Regions from separate parts of the Homo sapiens genome. Here region 2 is linked to region 1. A link is a loop called in an ENCODE intact Hi-C map of the cell type or tissue named here. Cell type or tissue: mesothelial cell of epicardium. All regions are shown on one strand.

Evidence for each region. Peaks named below come from ENCODE experiments on the same cell type or tissue, not always from the same donor. Only the 100,000 strongest peaks of a DNase experiment are listed, where the experiment ranks them.
Region 2: a loop joins it to region 1, with 21 times the contacts of the local background. A loop is called at or near these places in 9 of 110 quality-filtered maps.

What each region holds. Positions count from the first base shown.
Region 1 is chr11:2,211,339-2,216,338 of GRCh38, reverse strand. No RefSeq gene overlaps it. Among named protein-coding and RNA genes, the nearest start is that of MIR4686, 41 kb to the right of the region's middle. RefSeq lists enhancers at 1,074-1,634, 3,356-3,926. In mesothelial cell of epicardium, no CTCF peak of the experiment used is centred here; DNase peaks (open chromatin) are centred at 2,646, 3,230, 3,438, 4,951 and 2 weaker places.
Region 2 is chr11:2,290,643-2,295,642 of GRCh38, reverse strand. It overlaps C11orf21 (chromosome 11 open reading frame 21), which reads left to right. Exons shown (of 4, transcript NM_001329958.2): 4 at 1-15. Among named protein-coding and RNA genes, the nearest start is that of C11orf21, 8.8 kb to the left of the region's middle. In mesothelial cell of epicardium, no CTCF peak of the experiment used is centred here; DNase peaks (open chromatin) are centred at 552, 1,102, 1,952, 2,432 and 1 weaker place.

The DNA.
Region 1 (5,000 bases):
TCTGGCCCAGGTTACACCTGGCTGGTGCCTACTTTCCTCAGGTGAGGACCTGCGCATCCCAGGCTCAGGGTCCTCTCTGTGAAGGGGGCACGATGGTGAGACCACCCTGAGCATCCGGTGCGCCCAGTGCATCCCGCAGGGAGGCCCCATCCTCAGCTCCTCTGGGGGTCTGTCCGGAGTGCCTCTTGGTCCAGCTGCATCCATCCAGTCTGCTGGCACTGACTGAGCACCTACTGGACACACTGGGATATAGTGGGGGGATCTGGGCCGGGCAGGGACCCCCACAGGGCTTGTGGGTCAGGGCAGGAGAAGGCCCGGGGCAGTGGGGGCAAGCAGAAGCCAGGCTCCGCGGCCTCTGACACTGAGGGCCCCAGGTGGGCCTCCTGGGTGGCTGCTCTCCTGCACCCTCTGCAGACAGCTACCTCACCCTCACGTCTCCCCAAGCCCTGGTCACACACTTGGCCTGTCCACTTGAGGGCCTCGCGGGCTTCTGAAAACTCACTTGTCTGGGACTTGCTCCCGGTCCCCCCTCACCTACCCCACAGTGGCCGTCCTGGTCCCCCTTCCCCTATCCCCCAGCGCCCGTCCCGGTCCCCCCTCACCTACCCCCCCAGCACCCGTCCCAGTCCCCTTCACCTACTCCCCAGCGGCCTTCCGGGTCCCCTCTCACCTACCCCCGCAGCGCCTGTCCCAGTCCTCCCTCATGTACCCTCCAGCACCCGTCCCGGTCCCCCGTCACCTACCCCTCAGCGCCCGTCCCGGTCCTCCCTCACGTACCCCCCAGTGGCTGTCTCAGTCACCCTCACCTACCCCCCAGCACCCGTGCTCCCTCTGGCTACTCCTGGCTTCCATTCCATGGAATTTAGCACCTCGAGCTTCTGTGTGCTCAGTGACACCTCTGATCTCTGCTTCCTTTCCCCCAGGGTGGATGCTTTGCGGGTTCTAGGACTGGGTCTGTTTTGCTCCTGGCTGTGACCCAGTGCCCAGAGTGGAGCCTGGCTTGTGTATGAAGGGGACAAATGTGTACCCCTGAACGAGGACTGGGGTGTGTGGCCTGGCTGGGGAGGCTGCGGAGCCTTCCTCACAGGAGAGGGTCCAGTAGAGTTAATTTGGGCAAAATGCAGGTGTGCAAAGGCCCTGCGGCTAGTCAGGCATGGACCTGCAGAGGCTGGGGTGGGTGGGCACCACCCAAAGCCTGGGGAGGCAGGTGGGCCGGCCTAGTCCTAGCACAAAGGCTCTGTGTGGGTTCTGCCTGTGACTTTACCAAAGGCCGACGGATAGCCCTGGGGGCCTCTAAGCACGGAGACGTGCCCACTGATGCCCATGTTTGCAGAGGTCAGGCTGACTCCCCAGAGGAGGATGAGCAGAGGCAGAGTGGCAGAGCAGGAGGGTAAAGGGAGACCACGGAGATGTCACTGCCCTCCCGATGGCGTGTCTGAAGGACAGAATGTGGGGGCAGGAAGGAGCAGCTGCCAGCGGGGCAGGTGGCAGGGCAGGTGGCAGGGCAGTAGTACCCAGCATCAAGGTCCGGCCTGGCGAGGAGGCCCAGGCGGTGAGGAGCCCCGGGGCTCGGGCCTGGGGCAGCTGGACCCGTGCTGCCGTCTGTCGTCTGAGAGTGACAGAGGGCAGCTGGCTTCTGGGTTGGAGCACAGGGGAGAGGGAGGCGGCCTAGCGGGAGACGGACTGTGGCCTGCGTGTAGCCGGCAACTGTGGCAGGAAGATGAGAGGAGGCCGTCTGGAGCAGCTCCGGACCCAGTGGAAGAGGCCGTCCCGCAAGGACCTGGGGAGGAGCAGCAGAGCGGGGAAGAAACAGATGAGGGGCTGGGAAGGCAGGAGGAGGTCTCCAGGGCTGGAGGCCAAAGCACTGGGCCCCTTGGCAGTGCGGGAGCTGACTGACCTGGACTGTGGTTAGAAGAGAGGTGGCATGAGGTGACAGGGAAAGGGAGTGGACAGGCCTTCTCTCTTTCCAGACATTTAATGTGAAGTAAAGAGGTTGGCACGAGCTGTGTGGCAGTCTGTGGACTCAAGGGATGAGTATTTAAGATGGGAGAGAACTGAGCCTGTCTAGAAGCCCGTGGAAGAAATGAGTTACAGGCCACAAAAAGACAGGGAGAAACCGCTAACTCGACATGTGGAAGAGGCCAGGCTGCAAAGGATTGTAGGATCCTGTAGGGTTCTACCCTTAGGACATTCTGGAAACAGCAAAACCATGAAGACAAACGTCAGCGGCTGCCAGGGGTTAGGGAGGCAGGAGGAACAAACAGGTGGAGCATGGAGGATTTCGGGGCCGTGGAACCCCTCTATGGGGTGCTGTAACAGTGGATACAGGGTAGTATTAGTCCAAACCCATAGAACTTATAACACCGAGCTCCAAGCCTCATGTAAACTATGGCCTTTGCATAATAATTAAGTATTGATGTATTTCAAAACAACGTGTAGTGCAGGATAAATATATGCATTGTTATTTGTCAATTACATAAACAGAAATGTTTTTTAAAAAGCATCAGCGTGGATAAGCAAAGTGCGATCTTCTCATACGGTGGGGGATCCGGACCCACGCTGTCACGGGGTGGACCTGAGGCAGGGGCTCAGCGGGAAAAGCCAAACACGGAAGGACGGACGCTGTGTGCTGCCACTCACATGAGGCTCCTACAGTCATCAAATCCGCAGAGACGGGAAGTAGAACAGTGGGTGTCAGGGGCTGGGGGAGGGGTGGGGAGTTTGCTTTGAATGGGGACAGAGTCTCATCTCGGGAAGATGAAAGGGTTCCGGAGATGGATGGCAGTGAGGGCTGCACACCAGTGTGAGTGTCCCTAATGCCCCTGAACTGTGCATTGAAAAACAGTGTACATTTAGGACAGTACATTGATGTGATGTGTTTTTTGCCCCAATAAAAAGTATGCGACTTTAAAAAATGTCCAATGGGTTCCTGGCCACAGCGATGCAAGAGGCCAGTAACGGGGAGACTGCAGGCATGGGGGAGGGCTGGGCAGGGGGTAGAGCATCAGGGAACTTTCTGTACTTTCTGCTCCATTTTCTATAAACCTTAAAGTGTGTTCTTTAAAAAAAAAAAAAAAAAAAAAAAAAAGGCTACCAGTTACAAAACAGAAAAAGCCCAGAGGCCAATGAGGGCACCCGGCATAGCCTGCAGGCCAGTTGGCCGGAGGGGCTGGAGGAGGTTGGGATGGGGCTGGCCCCTGCTGCATGCCCTGCCTGCACCCCTCTCCAGGCTGCAGGTGGGGGTCTCCTGGGGTTTGCCTGTTGCCCCTGGGGCTGTGTGCTCCATGCTAGCAGGAGCCAGGGCAGCCTGCCCACTCCTGCGTTCCCCCAGCAGGGCCAGCTTCTGCTGCCTAGCAGGTCTTCAGGACATTGTGAGAAAGAGTGGATGGACTGGACAAACGTGCTCGGAGGAGTGTGTGTGTGGCCACAGTGGCTCCCAGGGAGGGCCATGCTCAACAGGAGCTGGGATGGTGCCACGGGAGGCTCAGGGCCACAAACCTGGAGATCAAGGCACAGATCAAGGCCGTGGCCAGCCCCAGGCAGAGCTGGGAGTGAGCCAGGCCGCCCGACTGGGGTCTGTGGCCTGGCCTCGGCCCCAGCCCGTCTTGGTTTCCCACACTCAGGGACCCACTGTTTGTGTGTCTGTCTCAGTGGGCTGTCATTTTTAAAAGGAGGTGAAGTTCACATACCCAGAATTAGCTATTTTCAGTGCACAATCCAGCGTATCCAGCACGATCTCAGTGCTGTGCGACCCTCACCTCGGTCTAGCTCTGGAGCACGTGCATCCCCCAGGCGGAAACCCTGTCACTGAGCGGTCACTCCCCGTCTCCACCACCCCCCTCCCTGGGCGGCCACCCATCTATTTTTGTCCCTATGGATTTGCCTATTCTGGACATTTCATATAAAGGGAGTCCATCACCACGCGGCGTTGTGTGCCCGGCCTCTTCCACCGAATGTGGCGTTGGTGAGGCCTGTCCATGCTGCAGCCTGCATCTGTCCATCATTCCTCGCATGGCCCAATAATGTTCCATTGTACAGGCAGACCACAGTGGGCTCGTCTTTTTTTTTTTTTTGAGACGGAGTGTCACTCTGTCGCCCAGGCTAGAGTGCAGTGGTGCGATCTCTGCTCACTGCAAGCTCCGCCTCCCGGGTTCACGCCATTCTCCTGCCTCAGCCTCCCCAGTAGCTGGGACTACAGGCGCCTGCCATCGCGCCTGGCTAATTTTTTGTATTTTTAGTAGAGACGGGGTTTCACCGTGTTAGCCAGGATGGTCTCGATCTCCTGACCTCGTGATCCACCCGCCTCGGCCTCCCAAAGTGCTGGGATTATAGGCGTGAGACACCATGCCCGGCCTGGGCTCGTCGTTTTCGTGGTTGGTGCATGCCGGGGTCGTTTCCACCTGTTGCCTCTGGTGAGTGATGCTGCCGGGAACATGGGTGTGCACGTGTCTGCCTGAGTCCCTGCTTTCACTTCTGGGGATAGACCTGGGGTGGGATTGCTGGTCACACGGTAGTGCTGGGGGTAACCGGCCTGCGTGGACCGGCCAGGGCATTTCCCATGGCAGCTGTGCTGCTGACGTCCCACAGCTGTGTGAGGCTTGCTCACGGGGCTCTAACTGCATGCCCACTCCTGGCCCGTGGGTCTGGAGTACACAGAGAGTGGCCGGCTCTCAAGCGTCTGAGCAGCTCCCACAGCCTGGGCGCCTGCCTGGTGTGGAGGGGTCGGGGCAGGTGTCTTGCTGGGGACTCCAGCAGCTTCCTCTGGACTTGTCTCCCGGCTCCAGGGTTGCTGGGAGGCTAGTTCTAAAACAGGGGAGAAGCCGTGTGCTCTCTCTGCCCACTGGGAGCCCCAGTGTAGGACGACTGTGCCCTTGTGGGGTGGGGGGAGCTGGTGCCCACACCACGCCAGGCAGCTCCCCCACCCTGGCCTCAGGCAGAGCTGCCATCCTTCTCCCCTTGGTTTAACCATTAACTGGTCGCCTGCGGTGCACCCGGAGACA
Region 2 (5,000 bases), 79 kb before region 1:
TTTACTGCCCTAAAATCCGTCTGTGCTCCATTTATTCTTCCCTCCCTCCCCACTGACTCCTGGAAACCACTGATCATTTCATTGTCTGCATAGTTTTGCCTTTTCCAAAATGTTTTGCAACATGGGCCATATGACCCACGGGTAGGTAGGAAGACATGGGTAGGAAAACCCATGTAGGAATGACCTAAAATGCTGTCTGCTTTCTGGGAGTCCCAGAACAAGAGAAGGCTCTGCAGCAAGTGCATGTGGTCATGAAAGCTGCTGAGCCACTTGAGCCACGGGACCAACAGATCCCATGGCATTTGAGGTGTCTGTGGCAGGTAAGGATGCTGCGTGGGGGCCATGATAGGCTCCTGCAGGTGAATCACAGCCCAGGGCCCTTAGGATTTTGGAGTCAAGCTCTGCCATCCTCTCTGGATAACTCTGTGGATTGCGTCCAGGCCTCCATAGAGACTGGACAGGCCACTAAGTCGCCACGTGATCTGAACTGTACGTCATGAGTGGGATGTTGCTGGACCCAGCGAGCCACAGAGTTGGGCATGCACAGCTGTGTTCTGTCTTCAAGTGGAAGCAGCAATATACAACCCGGGGCTCAGGCAGGCCCTGAAGTCACAAGCAAGTTACATGAAAAAGTGGTTCCAACACCCGTGGTCCATACTCTGGGCAGGGCCCCTAGGTGTTTTCATTTTTCCTGGAAGGAGAGTTCGGAGCTACAGGTGCCACCCACTCATGGTCAGTTGCTCCTGGCTTGGCCAGATGGATGGTCAGGGACTTGAAAGGAACACATTTGGGAAAACGGTAGCAGGAGGTGTGGGGAAGTGTTGTGTGGTTAGAGGTCTCTGAAAGGGCAGAGCGTGAAGATCCTCGCAGCCCATGTGACATTTGCCAAAGGGCAACCGCCTCAGCCGAGGAGAAGCTCAGTGACCAGGTAGACAAGATGGCCCTTTCTTTGGGCATCAGTCAGGCTCCTTCCCCAGCCACCCTGTCATTGTCAGCAGGCTGGTGAAGATAGAGACTGTGGTAGCAGGGATGGAGGTCACACATGGGATCGGCACAGGGGCTCCACTCACCAAGGCCCATCCACTAAGTGCCCGCCTGCCCCAGTGTTGCAGGGGATCTGCCAGCCTCCAGGTGGAGTGGATGATATGAGACAGCTGCCGGCATGGAACTGGCACCGCTGCGCTTTCACCAGGATAGAGGCTTGCTCTGCAGGTGGACTGGCCCTCCTTGCCCACGGTGCTTTTGCCGAAACCACCTGTGGACTCTGGAGCGCCTCATTCGGCATTCTCACACTGCTGCTCAAGGAATTCACCACAGTTAATGGAGTAGGGCAAAGGCCCAATGCTTGTGACCTTGGAGGTCTTCCGTGGTCCTCCTCTCCCCGAAGCAGCTCACGAACAGGACCGTGGAATGGCCTTCGGGAGACTCACACGGCGCCTGCTGAGTGGGGACGCTTTGCAGAGAGGGCCGTGTCCTCCAGGAGGCGGTCCAGGCTCTGAATTAGAGTCAGTCTATGGAGCGGTTTCTCCTGCCGCCCAGACCTCACGGTTCTGGGAGTCCAGAAGGGGAAGTGGCAATGGCTTCTCTTCACCCTCATGACATTCTGCTGGTGATGTGTTTGCTCCCTGTCCCCACAACTCTAGGTCCTCTTGGTGTAGAAGTCTGAGTTCTCGAGGGAGGAGAGTTTCCCGCAGAGACACCAACGGCTCCACCAGACTGGAAGGTGAGATTGCACCAGGCCATTTTGGGATCCTCACTGCAGAGAATCAATAGGTAAAAAAGGCAGTTACTGCCCGGGCCACGGGACTGATTTTATCGGGCGGAATCGGCCGGGTTGCACAAGGAGGATGAGGAGGAGCACGTCTGGAATGCGGAGGGTCCCCTGCAGCGCCTCTTAAGGTTCCCATGTCCTGTGATTAAAATCATGGAAAACCATCACCCCTGATCCAAGCAGGGTCATTCAGGACCCAGGCTCTCCAGGAATGAAGGCTTAGGGCATCCCACCAGGCAAAGAGCCACATCAGCTGAGTGCTTGCGGAGGCGAAGGCTATGCGGGAGACGGAGGCTGAAACGCTAGTTCCCGCTGCTCGGCTGCTGCAGAAACGAAGCCTATCACAGGTGTGCGTGTTTCTTATTTTGATCCGAGTGTATTGGGTAGGACCACATTAGCCACTGTTTCTTCTCCTCTTCCATTCCCTACCACTTCATACGGTACTAGTGTATGAAGTGTACGTTTGATAGTAGTTGATATTTAATTATTTCAAACATCTCAGTGTTTAAATTTTAGGCTATCAGGCTGGGCACGGTGGCTCAGGCATGTAATCTTAGCACTTTGGGAGGCTGAGGCAGGCGAATCACCTGAGGTCAGGAGTTTGAGACCAGCCTGGCCAATGTGGTGAAACCCCGTCTCTACTAAAAATACAAAAATTAGCCGGGCGTGATGGCCCGTGCCTGTTATCCCAGCTATGTGAGAGGCTGAGGCAGGAGAATTGCTTGAACCCAGGAGGTGGAGGTTGCAGTGAGCCGAGATTGCACTACTGCACTCCAGCCTGGCTGACAGAGTCTGTCTCAAAAAAAAAAAAAAAAAAAAAAAAAAAAAATTAGGATATCAAAGGGAGAATGAGAATCAGCTGAATCCCATTCCAGCTGAATCCTATTCCCCCTTTGATTTTTTTTTTTTTTTTTTAAGGGGAAGAACACCCAGAGATGAATCAGGATCAGGGGCTCTCCTCTTCTCTGGGGGAGAGGGGGACATGCTGTTCTCTTGTATACGCTTGGCCACATCTTGTTGGGTGGAAGAGGGATTTGACTTTGTCTTTATTTGGAAGTTAAGTATGATTAAAAATTGTGGGTGGGGAATCAGAGGACCCCATTTGTATGAAATGTCCAGAACGTGCAACTCCATGGAGGTGGGAAGTGGGTCAGTGTTTGGCAGAGGCTGGGGCAAGGGGAGCGGCTGCTAGTGAGTGGGGAGTTGTTTTTGGGGGTGCTGCGGGTGGCACGCCTCTGTGAAAATACTAAAGCGGGGAGTTGTTTTTGGGGGTGCTGAGGGAGGCACGCCTCTGTGAATATACTAAAGCGGGGAGTTGTTTTTGGGGGTGCTGCGGGTGGCACGCCTCTGTGAATATACTGAAGTAGGGAGTTGTTTTTGGGGGTGCTGCGGGTGGCACGCCTCTGTGAATATACTGAAGCGGGGAGTTGTTTTTGGGGGTGCTGAGGGAGGCACGCCTCTGAATATACTAAAGCGGGGAGTTGTTTTTGGGGGTGCTGCGGGTGGCACGCCTCTGCGAATATACTAAAGCGGGGAGTTGTTTTTGGGGGTGCTGCGGGTGGCACGCCTCTGAATATACTAAAGCGGGGAGTTGTTTTTGGGGGTGCTGCGGGTGGCACGCCTCTGAATATACTAAAGCGGGGAGTTGTTTTTGGGGGTGCTGCGGGTGGCACGCCTCTGTGAATATACTAAAGCGGGGAGTTGTTTTTGGGGGTGCTGAGGGAGGCACGCCTCTGCGAATAAAGTGGGGAGTTGTTTTTGGGGGTGCTGCGGGTGGCACGCCTCTGTGAATAAAGCGGGGAGTTGTTTTTGGGGGTGCTGCGGGTGGCACGCCTCTGTGAATATACTGAAGCGGGGAGTTGTTTTTGGGGGTGCTGCGGGTGGCACGCCTCTGTGAATATACTAAAGCGGGGAGTTGTTTTTGGGGGTGCTGAGGGAGGCACGCCTCTGAATATACTAAAGCAGGGAGTTGTTTTTGGGGGTGCTGCGGGAGGCACGCCTCTGTGAATATACTGAAGCAGGGAGTTGTTTTTGGGGGTGCTGCGGGTGGCACGCCTCTGAATATACTAAAGCGGGGAGTTGTTTTTGGGGGTGCTGCGGGTGGCACGCCTCTGAATATACTAAAGCGGGGAGTTGTTTTTGGGGGTGCTGCGGGTGGCACGCCTCTGTGAATAAAGCGGGGAGTTGTTTTTGGGGGTGCTGCGGGAGGCACACCTCTGCGAATAAAGTGGGGAGTTGTTTTTGGGGGTGCTGCGGGTGGCACGCCTCTGTGAATAAAGCGGGGAGTTGTTTTTGGGGGTGCTGCGGGTGGCACGCCTCTGTGAATATACTGAAGCGGGGAGTTGTTTTTGGGGGTGCTGCGGGTGGCACGCCTCTGTGAATATACTAAAGCGGGGAGTTGTTTTTGGGGGTGCTGAGGGAGGCACGCCTCTGAATATACTAAAGCAGGGAGTTGTTTTTGGGGGTGCTGCGGGAGGCACGCCTCTGTGAATATACTGAAGCAGGGAGTTGTTTTTGGGGGTGCTGCGGGTGGCACGCCTCTGAATATACTAAAGCGGGGAGTTGTTTTTGGGGGTGCTGCGGGTGGCATGCCTCTGTGAATAAAGCGGGGAATTGTTTTTGGGGGTGCTGCGGGAGGCACACCTCTGCGAATATACTAAAGCGGGGAGTTGTTTTTGGGGGTGCTGCGGGAGGCACACCTCTGCGAATATACTAAAGCGGGGAGTTGTTTTTGGGGGTGCTGCGGGAGGCACGCCTCTGCGAATAAAGTGGGGAGTTGTTTTTGGGGGTGCTGCGGGTGGCACGCCTCTGCGAATATACTAAAGCGGGGAGTTGTTTTTGGGGGTGCTGAGGGAGGCATGCTTCTGTGAATATACTAAAAGCCCCTGAATGGTACAGTTAAAACAGTGAATTTTATAGTATGTGAATTATATTTCAATAAAGCTGTGTAGAAAACAAGAGGTACAGGTGGAAGCCCATGGGAGGGATTGGCACAGTGTCGCCCTAGCTGAGCGGGATGTTCATCTTCCAGGACTCCCGGAGCTGCCTTGTTAAGGGTAGGGTGGGTCACACGTGGCCTGAGCCAGCTCTGGGTGGTGGAGGGATGAGGCAGCCACGCTCTTTTTAAGCCTGGAAGTTTGCTCAACGCACCAGGGGCCCTTGCCGCTCTGCTGTGCACTGCAGTAGGTCTGGGCAGCAGTGGCATCCTCCTGGGAGTCTGGGCCCCAGC